3 separate regions of the Homo sapiens genome follow, and all the other regions are linked to region 2. The links are chromatin loops, found by intact Hi-C in ENCODE. Cell type or tissue: mammary epithelial cell. All regions are shown on one strand. Each heading gives the region's core, and the rest is flanking DNA. Links, peaks and the distances in the headings are about the cores only. Region 1 overlaps WDR72 (WD repeat domain 72). Region 2 overlaps LOC107983981 (a long non-coding RNA gene). Region 3 overlaps WDR72 (WD repeat domain 72).

What was found. Hi-C counts contacts between places; a loop is a spot of excess contacts. Peaks named below come from ENCODE experiments on the same cell type or tissue, not always from the same donor. Only the 100,000 strongest peaks of a DNase experiment are listed, where the experiment ranks them.
Region 1: a loop joins it to region 2, with 3 times the contacts of the local background. A loop is called at or near these places in 2 of 110 quality-filtered maps.
Region 3: a loop joins it to region 2, with 2.5 times the contacts of the local background. A loop is called at or near these places in 6 of 110 quality-filtered maps.

Annotation. Positions count from the first base shown.
Region 1 is chr15:53,584,139-53,590,088 of GRCh38, forward strand. All of the region lies in intron 18 of WDR72 (WD repeat domain 72), which reads right to left. Among named protein-coding and RNA genes, the nearest start is that of WDR72, 170 kb to the right of the region's middle. In mammary epithelial cell, for the core only: a CTCF peak has its summit at 2,854 (motif pointing left); no DNase peak of the experiment used is centred there.
Region 2 is chr15:53,206,852-53,212,801 of GRCh38, forward strand. All of the region lies in intron 5 of LOC107983981 (a long non-coding RNA gene), which reads left to right. Among named protein-coding and RNA genes, the nearest start is that of LINC02490, 93 kb to the left of the region's middle. In mammary epithelial cell, for the core only: no CTCF peak of the experiment used is centred there; DNase peaks (open chromatin) are centred at 2,670 and 2,990; H3K27ac peaks cover 1,560 bases.
Region 3 is chr15:53,714,277-53,720,226 of GRCh38, forward strand. It overlaps WDR72 (WD repeat domain 72), which reads right to left. Exons shown (of 20, transcript NM_182758.4): 4 at 2,331-2,409; 5 at 917-1,091; 6 at 158-234. Among named protein-coding and RNA genes, the nearest start is that of WDR72, 42 kb to the right of the region's middle. In mammary epithelial cell, for the core only: CTCF peaks have their summits at 2,837 (motif pointing left) and 3,397 (motif pointing left); no DNase peak of the experiment used is centred there; H3K27me3 peaks cover 120 bases.

The DNA of each region.
Region 1 (5,950 bases), core at 263-5,262, 380 kb after region 2:
ATAAATGGTAAACGATTACAGATGAATAAAAGGAGATGAAAAATCGGACCAAATATTAACTTATACAAATTGGAAAAGATTTAAAAACTGATTCAAAGAGGATGGGTGATTGAGATAATGACCAACCATAAAGAAAGAGAAATAACCTCAAATGGGCATGAAGAACCACAGCAACTCAGAAGGTGTTACTAATGAGATTTGAAATTTGATGATCCTAATGGGCATTTGGTGTTGTTTGGTCTAAAAGCAAGGAGGCAAGCTTTCCCTCCCCTATGTAATGTCAACAAAATTTCTTACTCCATGTAGGACATGGAGCACTAATGGTTCATCTAAACAAGCTACATTTATGAAGGCAGAAAAAAATTATAAAACAATTTAAAAAATTAAGAAAAAATACTGCTCTACAAATAAAACACTAAATAGATACTTGGACAAAATTTGGACACAGGGTTTCTTTGCACCTCCTGCTTTTGTCAGTTTCTGCTTTGCACTGAAAGTGTCTTGCATCTCTTAAAATAATTTTAATGGTCTCTCTCTTTCAGAAAAAAGCTCCACAGCAGAACCTTTTCATTCCAGGTATCTCACCTTCTGAACCCAGCTTGGAGTATCCCCATTCCCATGTCCTGCCCACACCAAAATCATCCCATCTCCTGACCATGCCATACTGCCCTGCCTTGGTATCTGTCCCCATGTTATTCCCTTTGCCTCAAATGCCCTTCTTGCATCAAGCCCTTTCCAACTAGTGTCAGTTGGGTCTCACCAGAAGCAGATTTTAGATGAAATTAGAAATGCAAATGTTTATTGGGAAGTAACACCTGTGAAAGAAAAAGGGCAAAAGCAGGGTTGCGTAAATTGTGAACTTTAATATCTCATTCACCTCCCCTAAAAATCATTTACTCTTCCTCTAAAAGTGCCTACATCCCCCACTTCTCTCACCCCTATGAATAAGGATATATAAGTTTTTAAATATTATTGGGTGTATTAGTCTATTTTCACACTGCTATAAAGAAATACCCGAGACTGGGTAATTTATAAAGGAAAGAGGTTTAATTGACTCATAGTTCTGCAAGGCTGGGGAGGCCTCAGGAAACTCACAAACATGGCAGAAAGTGAAGGGGAAGCAGGCACCTTCTTTACAAGGCGGCAGGAGAGAGAAGCGCAAGCAGGGGAAATGCCAGATGCTTACAAAACCATCAGATCTCATGACAACTCCCTCACTATCATGAGAACAGCATGGAGGAAACCGCCCCTGTGATCCAATCACCTCCCTCTCTTGACACGTGGGAATTACAGATCCCTCCCTCAGCACGTGGGGATTACAGTTAGAGATGAGATTTGGGTGGGGACACAGAGTCAAACCATATAATTGCGCTATTGGGTACTCACTTTCCTGTGATGCCCCCATGCATATAATAAATTGGTATGCCTTTTCTCCTGTTAATTTGTCTACCGTCTGTCTATTTCAGCAGACTCACTTATCAAAGCTCCAAAGGGTACAGAGAAGTTTCTCTTACCCCTTCAGGCTCTATCAGCCTAACAGAAACTCTAAAGCAAAGAATGCCTGTGAAAGGAGGTCAATATGGGCCAGAAATGGTGAGGCCCTGGTATCACCATCATGCTCAGCCATCGTCCCAAGAAGAGTGTGATCTCTGCTCCAACGCTGGGTCAGATATTAAAGGCACTAACAACTGGAAGCTGTCAGATAGCCATATTCCTCACATCTGGGAAAGGAGTCCTCTCTTTAAGAGGGATTTTAGCAGTACGTCTCTTCATGTCTGCCACAAAATTATTCTCCAACACACATGTGAATGTCTATTCCTATGTGAAGCCTCTAAAATTCATTCCCAGGCAGTTGGTGGCTCTCTATGCCTTTACAGTAATGTGAATGTTAATTTCTCATACCACACTGTGTCCTCACTATTTTTACAACCTTTTGGAAAGTAGAAACCACATCATATTCTTCTCAGATTTCAAGTACATAGCTTGGGAAACAGAGCACCTAATAAAATATATTCAAAAGAGGTAGAGTGATTTGATGGCTGGACTTACCAGCTGGACAACAGACCAGACTGGTTATTGCCTATTCTGGTCCAGAGATACTAAGAGATATACCTCATGTATGTGAAAGTGAAAGGGTATTAAGAGTTCTCAAAAACTGATTTCAATGTACTTTAAATACTAATGGACTATTGGACTTTAAGGATAACATGTATCAACAATTAGCATGTTGTAAGCCAAAGTTTTGAAATTATGTTCCCAATCATAAATCTAATCACCATCATAAGTAGATTACATGAACCTATCTGTGTATCTCTTTCCAACCATTATTCTCACTTCTAGTTTTCTCTTTCAATTTACAGATTGGGTAACAGTCCATCTAATTTTAAAATTCTAAGATGTACTGTGTTTATTCTGTACTGTAAAATAATTTAATTTCAGTTGTAAATTTTAGAGTTTTCTTTGATGACCTTTTTAGGCAAGGCTTAGTAGTTCAGTAACATATACTCTTCATTTAATCAGCCAGCAATATTTACTCTCTGCTAAGCCCAAAGCTAAGCTGTGAGGACATAAAGATGAAAGTGAATGAATAGGATAAGAAGCCCCTTTTCTAATGGTGGAGACAGAATGGCTGATGATTTACTACATGGACTGGGAAGTGCTATAATACCTAAAGGGTACACAAGGGAAAAAGCAAACATGGGAGAGAAAGAAAAGGAACTTCTTGAGTTAGTGTGACTTTCTCTTTTGGTTTCATCTCCTTCTGAACTTTTTTAAAGGGGAGCGGGACAGAAACAAAGTCCTTAAGAATGTCTAGAATCCCTTTCTCTAAGGCAGTTCTCGGTAGGGTTGGTACTGCCCCCTAGGGGGAGGCTTTGGAAACTGCCCAAGTGAGGGACTGGGTTTCTCAATGATTGTAGAGACACTTTATTGGCATTTAGCAGTCAGGCACCAGAGATGCCAGATGGCCTGCAATGCTTAGGAACGCCTTTCACAGTGAATAACTGTCCTGCTTGGTTTTCAAATATTCCACTGGTCATTCATGAAAAGAAAAGCTTTGTATGTAATTTCCCAAGTCCAGAACATAACTTTGTTTTACATATAACTATGGAGGAATCTTTCAAGGCTTTTAACATACTTTGAATTTTCTAAGAAGGCCACTACCTTGTATATTAAGGAATGGCCACATTTTGCTACTATTGTCCAGTGTCAAGAAAATCCATTTTAGATACCCACATCACTGACAGAATCACCACACACACAGATATATGCATCAATAGCAGTGGTCTTATGTATACCACAGCATATTATATAACAGTATGTTACTATATCTTTCAGTGTAGTCATGCCCAGGATTTTGCACATAATACTTTACTATAAGTTACTTACCATTTATTTTTCCTTTAAATGTTATATAAATGATGTATGTAGGTAGGTTATAATGCTTATGAATTTCATTTTAAGATTTTCAAGGGAGCATTACAAAATATTGGCTAGGATTGAGAGCACTGAGATCCACTACGATTACTTTTTTTAAAATTTCAAGACTGACCTCATTCTAATGAGAAGAAACATGTGAGGCTGGAAGTTTATATAGACCATGTTCTTAGGCATATTCAGTTACCAAAGAGTGTTTTTACATTGTCCCTAGATTGGCAGGGCTGCCTGGCTGGAGGACAGATATTCTGCACAAATATACATAAAGGGCCCATGCTCATCTGTAGCAGGTAAAAGAAAGAACTAACAACTCTCCTTTGAATTGTCTTCATTTCTTGTAGCTTATTCTCAGGGGGTTGAAAATGAAGTACTCTGCCTTGGTTTTGCCTTCAAATACTTGTCAGCATTAATTTTTCCTGGTGGTTCTCTAGACAGATATATTGCTCTTGAACAAAGTAGATAAATTTGAAGCAATGCCCCTGGACTAACACTTCAGAAGAAAACCATCATCCTTATAATCACCATTTCCATTCTCTTTCTAGTACAGACAATTAACATATTATTTAGCATTTCTTTCATTCTGCCTTGGACCAGAGTTCTTTGATAGATGTCTGTCATTGTCATTTATTACACATCCACTCACTCAGGCAACAAACATTTAATGAGCACCCATCATACACCATGTGGTCCATTTGCTGCTAGGAGCACAAGATTAATAAGTTCCAACTTTTGCCCTCAAGGAGTTCACAGAGTTGGGAAAGAAAGGCAAATAAATAAGCAATTAGAGTGCCAGGTAATATACAGTATTTTAGAAGGTTATAAAAGGAGTGTAGAAAGTAATATAAATGAAAATGTCAGCACCTAACATTGAACCTTAGACATAGTAAGTGCTTAATAAGAAATGTTTCGAGTTATTCAAATTGTTCCAAGGCTGAAAATTGGGCAGATAAATTGAAGAGTTAAAATGGAAGGATAAGGCTCCAGCTAGCAAGATGACTGACATTCTGATGGGAATGGGATATTCCAAGGGCACTGGGACAAATGGATAATTTTTCCTTCAGCCACCATTTCTCTAGCAATTGCCACATACTAGACACTGTGCTATCTGCTGAGAAGACAAAGCTCTCTAAATCAGTTGTTTTTCTCTAAAGGAATTTAGTCCCTCTATTTACCAAAATTGTTTTTAGAACTATGAATACATATCCATATTGGCTGACAGAATTGCATTTGATGGAGGAACTAATGTCACACAAATTCCCAGGCTCAGAAGTAGAATGAATCATTAGTGGAGGCTGACCCAAGCCAGCCATGTTGCAAAGAGGGCTCTGTGTCAGCAGCATGGGGGCTACTGTAAGAGACCAGGAATGAGCCAGAAGTCCATAGGGAGGTGATGAGTCAGAACACAATATGTGAATCCAAATACTGAGGAAACAATGTTTGAGGCAGCGGCTCCTTAGAAACTTCTGTGGATAAACTGTAACTGAATAAGGAGTGAGGTAAGTTTCAGGCAAGGCTCAGGTCTCTAAAAATATCAAACTGAAATCAGATCATGACAAAGTGAGCAGTCAAGAGTGAAATAACTATCACTAACAGAGTCTTCTGGGGGGTTACAAACTAGATTCATTCATATGACTATTTTTAATTTCCTGTGAGCTTGCTGTGTGTACATCTCATGGTCCTAGGATGGTGACTCTCAGATAACACGAATTTCAGTTTGTATTCACGAATTTCAGTTTGTATTCAAGACTTTGTCTGGATGCTAAAGAATAGCAATCGGCTGGTTTCCCTCCACTGCTCCTTCTTTTACTAATTAGGAATTGGCTGAATCTTCAGTACAAACTATCTCACTTTCCATCCATTCACCCATCCACTCAATAAACACTTATTAACAGCTTCTAAGTAAGAGATCATTTTAGGTGATGGGAGGAAAAAAGATAAATAGACCTGATCCCTGTCCTTGAAGGGTCAGTGTCGGGAGGTCAGTCTCAGCTTCGGAAACAATAGTGCAAAACACATTGACTTCAGTGACAGAATCTAGATCACTTTTTGTCAATAATTTAAATGGGTATGCAGACAATCATAGATAAAGTGGTGCCTGCACGACTGTTACCAAAGAAATATTTAACTCAATTCCTCGATCAGACCATCTCTGGGCAGAGCCAGGCTGGCATTCTGACTGCTCATGAGGAAAAAAGATGATGAAATATTCCAGTTTTTCATATGCCAAGATGAAAATCATCAATCTCAATCTCCGTGAAAGATAAAACTACTTTTAGAAAAGAGCAGTGAACTCTTATCAGTCTTTCTAAGGTGATGCAATCTTTAAGATGATACAGAGAGGGCAGAAACAGTAAAGAAGTTTAGAAGAATGTATATGGGCAAAAGGGAAATGATGAAATTTCTCTCTCAATTTTATAAGGAGCTAAAAATAAGATGGGATATATTTTAAACCTAAATGACTACAATGCTTTTTGAAAAGTAGGTAATGTATTCTAGGTGCTAAATTATTTATTTG
Region 2 (5,950 bases), core at 406-5,405:
ACCCAGTTTATGGTTTAGTCTTATCCTCGCTCATCTCAGTATGAGATGCCATATCTTTATTCAGCACCATCAGAGAAATAGAGGGTTTTGGCCAAAGTCTCTTGTTGGTGAGAGTATCCATGAATCCCCCACTTGTAGCTAGCTCAGGAAGAATTTTCAGTACTGTAAAATTCATGAAACATGGACACACTGATGAATGTAATATGGTCCTGCTTTAATGATTCAGAAGCACATCAAGGTTATGCTTTAAGGCCATAATTTTGAGCAACAGTCTTAACTGCAGTAGAAATATGTGGATGATGGCTAATAGAAAATCTCCATTAACCAACAGCTAGACTGGAAGGGACTAGCTCTTTTTCCCTTCACTTAAAAGTTAATAAATAAGTGAATTGGGATGGCAATTAAGCTCACCCTTTTTGCTTTATACGCCAATATTTCTGTACATGATTGTAGTCTCTGGGTAGGGTTGAGGATGCTGTATCAGAGACCACGAGAGGATTTTCCTGGTGGCACAACTTCAGGGCCAACATTGCCCTGGGAATTTTTTTCTCATTCTCCATGCATCTCCAAAAATGATGCACTCATTCTGGAGAAAAGGATATTATCACCTCTACAGAGATATAAGATGTATTGCTTTAATGCTCATGCAGTTTGGATGGGTTGGGATGCTTAGATAAAATACTATACAAAAATACAAAACAGTGCTCATTGGAATTTCAAATCATCTCCCCTGCACCCTTTTAAACTACTTTATATTTATTGGTTATGTCCTGCTGGGGCCATTAGACCTTTGATTGTATAGTGTTTCCTTTTTACACCTCTATTTTCACGTATTTTTGACATAGGGAGTATGTTTTCAAGCCAGAGGGGATTTTACCTTAAACAAAATGTGAGGGAAAAAACTAGCCACAATTAAAATTAAAGAAGTTAGTGTTTTCAGATAGTATTTTGTACCTCTATAACTTAACATGAGATTTTAAAAAATATAATATTGTTGATTTACACATTATCAGATATTTGTATTAGGATTTGGGACCTAAAACAAGGAAGTGATTAGTCATTCATAGTGGGAAACAAAGTCTATAGAGATGACCAGTTTGGAATAATTAATGTTGTCACAGAGACAAGGCTGCAAACATCTGTGTTCATTCCTAGTATCAACATCATTTTGTTACATAGGTGCTTGCTCTATAGCTTTCCTTACAGCTATTTTTATCTTTTCTTTTTAAATTTTAGCTTTTTATTATCAAGAATATTGGCTTAAGCTAAACAGCCCCAGCATAAATCCAGTGATCTGAGAAATTTTGGGTTGAATTTAACACACCGCAAAGGAAAGGCAGGATATTCTCTTAGGATAGTCTCCACACCTATAGGTTCAAAATTTTCCTTCAGAGCTGCACAGAAAATAAGTAATAGATCTGTTAGAATTGAAGACAGGGTTTCATCTGAAAATGTCTCTATTCTCTATACTTTGAGGGCCCTTAAATTCAAATACAAGGCTTGTGAGGCAAAAAGGCATGCAAACCCAGACTAGTAATAATTTGCCTATGCTTCTAACACCTTTGCCCTAAGTAATCCCACAGAGCTAAACTTACACTCCTTCAAATATAGGAAAAATGAGCTCATTAAATTTTAATCATCAATATGCTGCAACTAATTATAATGTGTCTTGTCTTAACTCATGACTGCTGTATAATAAATTCAATTACTTTGGTTTTCTTTTCTATTCACATAAACTGATCTCCAGTGAAAGGAGAGTTGCAAACTCCCATGAATGAAGGGAATGAGTAACCCTTAATTTTCAAATCGTGACCTCATTAGAGCATGTGTGTATGTGTGTGTGCACGCGTGTGTAAAATTTGTTTTTCTAAGGAGGAGAAAGTCAACACTTTGATAATTAGACACCCCCCTTCTTGGGCCTCGAGGGTGTCCTAATAAAGAAAATTTTATACATTGATGTGCTTCTCATCTCTTCATTTCTTTGTTCTATCATCCTGTTGTTAATAGCACCCTGCAGCAAAAAAAAATGTTTGTGAAGCTAAGAGCTGTCCAGATAAGAGAAAAGGTCATGATCTCCCTCCTGCGTGTTCATCAGCCAACGAACAACAATCTGAAAGTAAGAGGATGTCTGTCAATATGGAGTGGGCAGGCAGCAGCGTGCCATCAAATTGAAGGCAGTGAATGCTCACACAGTTGTACTGGGCTCCAACCTTAACCAAAAATCAATAATCACCAAAGTATTACAATATGAAGTGACTGAATCATGGGAGGCAGTGGTGGAGGGAGAGAACATATGTGTGAAGCTTTGTAAATGCTAAGAATGAGGAACGTGGGCTATTTCTCACCATCTTAAGATTTCTAAGATAAGTGTGTTAGAGACAACTAATTGAATGAAGTAGAGTCAGAGAATCCCAGACACACCCCATTTCATTAATGTACAGTGTGGCAGATTTTTAAAATGAGCTTCCAACTTCTGTAAAATGGAGAAATGAAGTCACTCGCTTCATTTCAGGCTCAAATTTTGAGTCCAAGGAGTAACATTAATTTGTGTATATCTTATTATCATTAACTTAGATAATCGGATAAACAGCAACTGTGTCATAGGACAAATGATATTCTTATGACGAGGTTTCAAAAATATCCTCGTGGCCAGATTTTAAAATAACTGAGTGAAGCGTCATCATTTTTTCCAGATTAGTTCAAACAAAGTCCCTGTCTTTCTTTCCTCTGAGCAGTGAGAAAATGCTCCTCTTCCAAGAAGACTTCTTTGATCCATTGGAGTTAAGGGAAGGATTTCCTCCTCTTTAGGCATAAAAACCAATTGTTTTCAGGCAACAGGGATGAATCTAACAGAAAAAATTGAATAATAAACAATAAACAATGTAAAATTTAAAAGGAAAATAATACAGAACTTCTTTACTTACGTATATTTACTGGCTGCTTCCTATAAGTATGCGTCACTCTCCTGTTTATAACTCATGAATAGTAATTCTTTTGAGAGAGAAAAACTGCGGCAACGAAACCACAAAACACGTTGTTAGGGCAAATGCATTTGGTAATAATGAGAGCTTTGTTTTCCACTTTTCTTTAAAAGTGGAACTTTTTCTCCCTTTATACTAATCCACTTATTTCACTCTTTTCTGTTTTGTCTATCCCTCTATGTATATATGTGTCTATCTATCTACTATTTGCCATCTGTCTACCAATCTATTTATTTATCTACCTACCATCTCTCTATCCTCTATCTATCCATCTATCTACTATCTATCTATCTAATCTATCTATCTATCTATCTATCTATCTATCTATCTATCTATCTATCTATCTATCTATCTATCTATCACCTATCTATTTCTAGTTCCAGCCCCACTGAGAAGTCTGGCACTGAGGTCTTTTCTCTCCCAGCCATATTATAAGCACAATCCTAGGGCCTTATAAGCAAAAGCATCCAGCTCTAAATAAAAAGTCTAAGAACACTGGATGCAATTAAATATTCAAGTTCTGTAAGTTTCAGCTTTATTTGAGCCTGAAAAGTATAGAACCGAGAGAAGGTTGTTTGCTTGTCTTTATGTTTTGATGTGCCTGATCATTCACAGAGTTTAGTCAGTTCACAGAAAAATCCCACCTTGAAATTCTCTTTTAATTATTATCTCTTTTACAGCTCAAGATTCCTGGCATCTCCTTTGGTGACTACCACCCCTCACTCCACACACAAACACACATGTGCAGAGAACAAATATACCTCCAATACACCTTTATCAAAAATATAGAGTAAATAAAAAATCAAGACATGAAGAATGTACCTGCTGGAAATGACTGTTTTTTTTTTATCCTGAATTTCCAAAAGAAACTGCTGATCAATTGTGAAGAATGTGGTTGCAATAAAAGTGAATATTAAGTGGAGGTGCAGTGGGGGCAGGGAGTGAAGACCAACTAAACCACAGTACCTGGTGAGGGTGCAGTTTGGGGCCTCTCTTGGTGGCTGCCCAGTACCCTTTGAAGTGCATATGCTGCATGGATGCATGGGTGCCTGGAGCTCAGCTAGAATGCCAAATCCATTCTCTCCTCTCTCTCCCTTTCTGTTGCAGAGACAGAGGCAAGGGCAAAAATCGTTGCAGCTCTCGTATTATGAACCAGGATGTTTATTGGTGATTTCTCTATAATTTGCAGGGAGAAATAGAATACGATCTAAGAACATTGGATTCAACTAAATATTCAAGCTTTAGGGTTAATAAACTTGAAAAGATTTTATGTAAGAATAATGATGGCTTTATCTTTATTGCACAATACACAGGTTTTTAAAAAATAAAATACTGTCGAGCCTAATTTCTTAGCCTATACTTCGGGACCAAGAGTCTTTCCAAGGTCTGGGGCAAGCTACTTGGTGAGTGCTGGTAAAGGAGTCTACTGCATCCCAAGGCACACTGGGAGCACTGGTGAAGTTGAAGAGTGAAAGGTGCGGGGAATGGAGTTTTCTCTTTCGATTAACAGCTGCTTAAGCAGCCATCTAGAGAAAGCTTTTACAGAAAAATTCAGGTCAACCTATACCAGGTCAACTTCTATGCCTTGAAGAATAAGAATACAGCATTCCCATTCAGCACATAATACAATGCTCTTCACACAGAAATAAATCAATAAATGCTGTTGACTGGTGTCTGACTTTACTTAATGTCTACCCTTTTCGTGCCTCAAACTGCTTTGACAGTATTCATTCACTGAGTTTTTGAGTAACCCTCTCTAACACACAAAATATCTCTCCTTCCTCATAATTACACAAACAAGGCAAAGGAGTCAGGAGACTGGGTTCTTTCTAGGCCTCCACCTATCACTAACATTGGCAGTCATATCACCTCTATGTTGCCACAATTTATTCCCTGTGAAACAGTGTATTTGAACCAAGCAACTTTGAAAGTTAAGATTTCTTCCAGTTCCAAAATTAAATCTTGAACGCTGATGACAATGTTGCTGCAATAAATGCAATAATATCTCTCTGCACTGTTATTGCAGTACCATAGTCATTATTATCATCACCAAGTCCAGTGTTGACTGTGCTTAGCACTTTACATATATGAGCTCACTTAATCCTCACCTGAGGCTTAGGAAGTAGTTACTATTACTACCTGCATTTTACAGACAAGGAAACAGGCAGAGAGAAGCTCAGTAACTTGCTGGAGGTCACACAGCTGTTAGCGACGGGGCTGTTAGTTGTTGTCCATTCAGTTAGATTTCAAACTCTTAAAGTTATGTTTTCTGCTTTTACTATTACCCTGCAGTCCCACTTTCAACATGCCCATGCATGTACACACATACACACATGCATATGCACACACCACACTACACAGCCTTGCCCCTGGGTGATCCTTGGTATATTTCAGATACTTGAACCCATAAAACTCTAAAACTGAAATTAAACCCAATCTATTAATTTATAGGAACAGTGAATTAAATCAGCCACAATATCAATTTATCCTAATATATAACCCATAACAAGAATTTTCTTTGTTTCCCCAAAGTGTTCCAATTTATATAAGTGATGAGATTCCAAATTATATAAGTGACTGGAATTATATAAATGACAAGGTTGATTTTCATGTGTGACAAGTGGAATCAGTATCATTACTTTGTAGTCACACTTCACGTTTTCCTAAATTACTGAATCAGGAGAAGATGAGAACGTCAAATTATTCTCTGAAGGGAACCTCATCTGAGTAGATATTTTATTTTGTTGGAGTCTGATAAGTATTGATTCATGGATTGATGGACGGATTTGAATCTGAGCCTGTATCAGACTTGTTAGAACACACTTCTTACACTTCTTAATTAAACTTTTAGGGAAGCAGAGGAGATTCTTTTTGAATTAATATTAATAATTGATTGTCAGAAAACAAGATTCTTGGAAGCAGGGCTATTTTGGTTTTCTGTGGATTCAGATGTGAATTTAAATATTACC
Region 3 (5,950 bases), core at 337-5,336, 510 kb after region 2:
TGGGAAGATGGATGGGGGAAATATATGGAAGTAGAATTTATACACTTCTATGTTATTTGAACTTTTGACAATAAACATGTAATAGCCTTAAAATTTATAAATTTTAATGAATATGCTTGAAATTGTAAGGAAAAAAGAGTAGGGTTCCCAAGCCAACCTGAATGCTGTTGATAGATGAGGAAAGATCCCATACTTTGAGCTCACCAGCTACTGATACCACCAAGAGAGAATCTTCTGTGAAAATAATAAAAGTCACATATAAGCTTACCATGGATATAATTGGGTAGGTAAAAATCATTTCACAGTCATTTAAGAATTACGCAGGGCTGTGTAGATAGAAAATTTTCAGCTTTGGAGTTACTTTTTAACTAGAAAAAATAAACATTTTACATCGTGCTCCAAATCTGTTTTAAAATTTCAAAGTGATTCCTAGGTATAAGAAGAGCACCACTAGAAGCAGAACCACATTGCAAATCATCATAAAATGAAACCTTCCTATTTCGGAAGTAAGTGAGGCGCCAACTTCCACTTCCCTTTGCAGTCACTCATTACAGAAACTGAATTATCAATACTACATCTAGAAGATACAGCAGGGCAAAATTCCAGGAGTCCTGCTAATCCACAACAAAACCTGCTTGTCACTCTTAAAATGTAACAAGCAGAACTTGGTTATAAAAACACAAATTCTCCTCTTTCCCCCTCATCTTAACCTTTTGCTGACTTTCCAATGTTTTGAACCACTGGCATGGGTGTTCTTAGTTTTTCTTGATCAGGTGTATTACAGACATATCCTCATTAACAGGTAAGCATAAAGAAGCATTCTTTCTGAATTTCTGCCCAATAATTTGACAAATAATTCAAAAGTAGATATTTTTATATGCAATCTCTCTACTGTCAGATAATATCCAACTATTACCTTGAATTCTCATGGAGTGAACAATGCACATGCAGTTGATCCAGTCAGGAAACTGAGATGATCTAAAACTGTGAACAACAGCCAAAGTTTTGGCATCAATTATAAGGACATCTTGATATTCTCCACAACAAAGAAGCCAGCCTTCTCCTGTCATCCGGAATGAGCAGTGGTAATACTACGTACATGGAAAGCAAAGCAAACATTTAATTATCACTAAAATTAACATAATTTGGCTACATTGAAGATTTCTCTAGACTTTAGTTTTAGCATATGATCAATTAAGGTATTGAACTGAATAGCAACTAAAATTTCTCTTAGTTCAGTTATTCCAAACTCCTATTGGCACTTTAGTCTCATTTGCATCTCATGATTTTTCTAGGGAAAGAGAGATCGCTTGGAAGAAGTAATTTTATTCTAAATCATGGAAAGCTCACAATTATATTATTTCTGGAGTGCAACTTGGAACTAAACAACAACAACAGGACCAGGCACAGTGGTTCATGCCTATAATCCCAGTGCTTTGGGAGGAGGCTATGGTGGGAAGACCACTTGAGGCCAGGAATTTGAGGTTGCCGTTAGCACCACTGTACTTCAGCCTGGGTGACAGAGCAAGACCCTGTCTCTTAAAGAGAAAAAATTAATAGCAACAACAAAACCCAGGTTCCTTGCCATAGCAACAATGCTGTATGTTAAAAAGAAATAAAGTATTTGAAGGGCATTTGAGGATTATTATGCCAAATAAGTTTTGGAAATCTTTTATTAAAGATCAAGTAATGCATTCTACTTTCAACCAGCTCTCTCTGTGCAGGGTTTTATTTCCAAAAAAAATAGAAGAGAGTTCATGAATGTTACAATGCACATCAGCAACACTAAGAGTGTAAAATATTTTAAAACACGGTCAGCACCATTGGAATCATGCAACCACACTACATATGCTTGGAAACCATCTACTAAAAGCCAAGATTTGCTTTAAAGATTGGGAAGTGATTATAAAAGTTATATACAGAGAAATTAAGAACCTATCCACCAAAACATAGGGTTTAAAATTGGAAATGAGGGAGAAAAAAACTGTGTGTGCTTTATAAGACAGCACATCATTAAAACTGAATTTTTACACATGTACAAGTATGTGTATGTTTTGTAGCACTAAGGCAATATATGGAAATTGTCTTTCAAATCTGTTAGAAAGATACAAAAATGAAAGAATCAGGGGGAAAATCTGCTTGAATAATACTTTTTGGGAAAGCAAAATGCCAAAACAGCAGACAATTACTGGTGATATTTGACCCTCATGACAAAATAAAAATTCAAGCAAAGAATATTCTCCAAAGATGTTTCTTTAGAAGTGTATTTGCAAATGCCCTAAACAAGTTGCAGAATCTAGAAATGCCCTGAAGGAAGTGAGTGTACTTACACAGATTGCAGTGTGCCTGTAAGGAAGTGTAGCCTTCTCCATGCACTGTCCATTGGTGACATTCCAAACACACATCTCCCTAGCAGAAGATAACTTTGTGTTATTCTCTGTCATTTCCACTCAATTGGCTGGAATAATTTTTGTGCCACCAAGTTTTTCTTTAGCAGCCTGATCATTTATGTGGCTTTTTGTTACAGATTTTGGGCAAGAAAATGTTGTGGTCATTAGCAGGGATGACATACTGTATCTGTATCTTTTTGTTTGGGTAATTACACCCTGCTGCCAGCCTGCAAACCTTACTTTAGAGACAACCTGGCCTACAACAAATTGTGGGGATACAGCTATCACAGCCTGTTAGTGACAGTACAACAATCTTTCAGTGGAAACTGTATCCTCTTGAAAATGCTTTATTTCACTGAACTTAAACTACATATTCTGAAAATCACAATGCATCAAGCGCTGCATCTTCTGAGGCCAATGTATCATTTTTGTAAAAACAAACAGTGCCACCAAGAGGCTACATTTGGTCTATCATCGATAACAGTTTATCTCTGCTTCTCCTGATTTGAAATCCTAAAATCATCCTTGCCACTTAATATTTAGAAAAATATTATTATTTTGAAAACTCTTACTTCGTTTATGTATTACAAAGACATAGTTTTAAAATACAAAGTACACCCAGCATAGGGTAGTTTATATGACTTCACAAAAATCAGAATGGCTGTTTCAGAATTGTTTGGTAATATTCTTCAGTCTTGAGAGTTTTAACACATAAGCAAAATTTTCCATGCAAGAAAAAGAAAAGTTTTATAGGCCTTAAAGGAGATACTGCCATTATACTAAGAAACAAAATATATAGACTAATAATGTCAACAACTGTATGCATTTGGTGATTTGCAGGCTTTTTTGTTTTTCTAACCAACCATGGGAACTCAATCTTCTACATGAGTAGTTCTTAAAATGGGGCAATTTTGCTACCCCTTATTCCCCCTACATTCCAAGGACACTTGGTAATATTTGGAGATATTTTTGGTTGTTGGAACTAGGAACACACTAGTGGCATCTAGTGGGGAGAGGCAAGGGATGCTGCCAAATATCCTACAATGCATAGAACAGTACCCCACAACAAAGAATTATCTGTTCCTAAATGCCATTAGTACTGAGGTTGAGAAATAATATTCTAGAAATACACACAAAATATTCATAGCATTTTCCCTCTGTTTATATCCAGCCTCATTCCAAAAAGATTTCAGGTAACCTGAAAAGACATATAATTCTATAAAATAGGAGGAAAAAATCTCTCTGTGTGTGTCTGTGTGTATGTACTAAAAAATAAGATTGGGAGGAAGGTAGATATTGAAATAATATATCTCAAAGGGAAACAAACTAATAATGCATCTATAAAATAAAGAAACATATTGCAAAGGTAAAGTAATTGAACCTTAAGCAGTCAACATTATAAAATTTTAGCTCTTTAAGGGATTTGAGCTTATTAACAAGGTTTTTGACTCTAGCTATGCATCAACAACCACCTGATACTATTCCAAATATTATCTCCAGAGATTCTAATTCCATGACTCTGTGTTGGGATCCTGGCATGTGTGGTTTTGAAAAGCACCTGGTCAGTCGACTTGTTTCTAGCCCATTTCTAAACCAGTAGCTCTAAATTCTAGCTATACATTAGACTTATTTGAGAACTTTTAAAAAATACTGATGGCTGACCATGCAGATATCAAATCAGGCCAATTAATTCACATTTTCCAGGATTGGAACCTGGACACCAGTAAAAGTTCCTTTAAAAATATTAATGTATTTAAACCATCTTGGATCCCATTGCTTTCCCTATTTGTTTGCTTATCATTTTATTTTCTATATTAAATCTGAAAATAAAATGAAAATATATCACAAAGCAAAAATTTGCTCTTTGCCTATCAATTTTGCTTAATAAAAGAAAGCAAATTTGTGGTGTATGAAATGGAACACTGACATCTTACCTGGAACCATATAAGTTACATAGGTAAAAATAAGACATGAAATTGAACTATTAAAAAACATAATCTTTTCATTTTCTGAAGCTGTCGCCTAAGTTTGTACATAGCTAAAATCACATTCTGTTATAAAAAAATTAAATTTAAGAATTTTTAAAACCTTAATAAATTTTAAGAATTTTAAAAATCTTAAGATTTTTAAAAATTTTAAAAACCTTAAGATTTTTAAAAATTTTAAAAATCTTAAGAATTTTTAAAAGCTTAAAAATTCTTAAATTTTTATTTCAATGAAAAGAAAACAGCAGATGAAAGTGTCTACGACATATAACATTAGAAAATTGTTATATTCTCACTACAAATTCCTTGAAAAGGGGAATTTTTTGGTCTTACTCAACTTTACATCCCCACCTCAGCACCTCAATAAAAATTTGTTCCATGGATAAATACATCAGCCACCATTCTTCCATACACTTTCTATCTTTTGGAAATATATTATTTTCTCTTGACCTCATTCTTATTTTTCATATTTGTGTGCTTATAACACTATAGTTTTGATCAAACTTTAATGAAGTGTCTGGAAGGAGAGGAGATAAACATGAATGCTTGCTTTGCCATCTTGCATTGGAAGTCTATTACATTTTTCAAACTCTTTTCCCTTGTCTTTTATTATACTTTCATTTTTTCTTTGGCATTCTCAGCCTCCTCTTCTTCCTCTGTCTGCTTCTTAAGTGCTGGTTTTCCCTAGATATTTGTCTTATACTTTCTTACATCCTTATATTTCACTCTCTTCCTGGGTAAGTTATCTACTCCCCTGGCTTCAGGTACTGTTATTATGCTATTGGAAGCCCAGAGCGGTTTACTTCAGCTCTATATTTCTATAGGCAACTAGCTTTTAGACATCTCCACCTGTGTGACTTTCAGGAGATCACACACTTTCATGTTCAATATGAAGCATAGCATCTTCTCTCTTTGGTTCATTATCTCAATGAATGATATCGTTACTAATAAATTTCCCGTAACTCTTGACCCAACATTTTCTCTCACGCTCCCAAATGTGGGTACTTGCTACTTCAAATATGGGCTCTGGGCCAGCAGTACCCGCATAGTCTAGGAATGCTTTGGAAACGCAAGTTACTAGACCCTAGCCCAGACCTACTACATCTGTATTTTCGGTAGTGGGGCCCAGAAATCTCTAATTAAACAAACTCTGCAGGTGATTCTGGTGCACGCTCAGGATTGAGAAGCACTCACCTAGCGGCTTCCAAGTCCTGGTGCCCTACTTCTCTGGGCTCATCTCTTGCCAGTAACTAAACCTTTATTAATAAGTTATAAACCTTTCTATTGGGGCCAAGGCTTTTTGCCTTAAAATTTTATTAACTATACATATATAAAAATAATATAGTCATACCAACCTTATTTTGATTAGTATACATATGATAATATGTAATTGGAATGACTATTTTATTCAGATTTATTCTACTAATTTATTTTGTGCTATTTGTCCCATTTTTTAAAAAAAATTGTTTTCTTTGAATTAAACATTTTTTTAATTAAAAGTTACATACTCTTTCTTTTATTTTTTATTTCTTTTGTCTATTGTTTCTGTAGCTACTAAACAATACTTGAAACGTA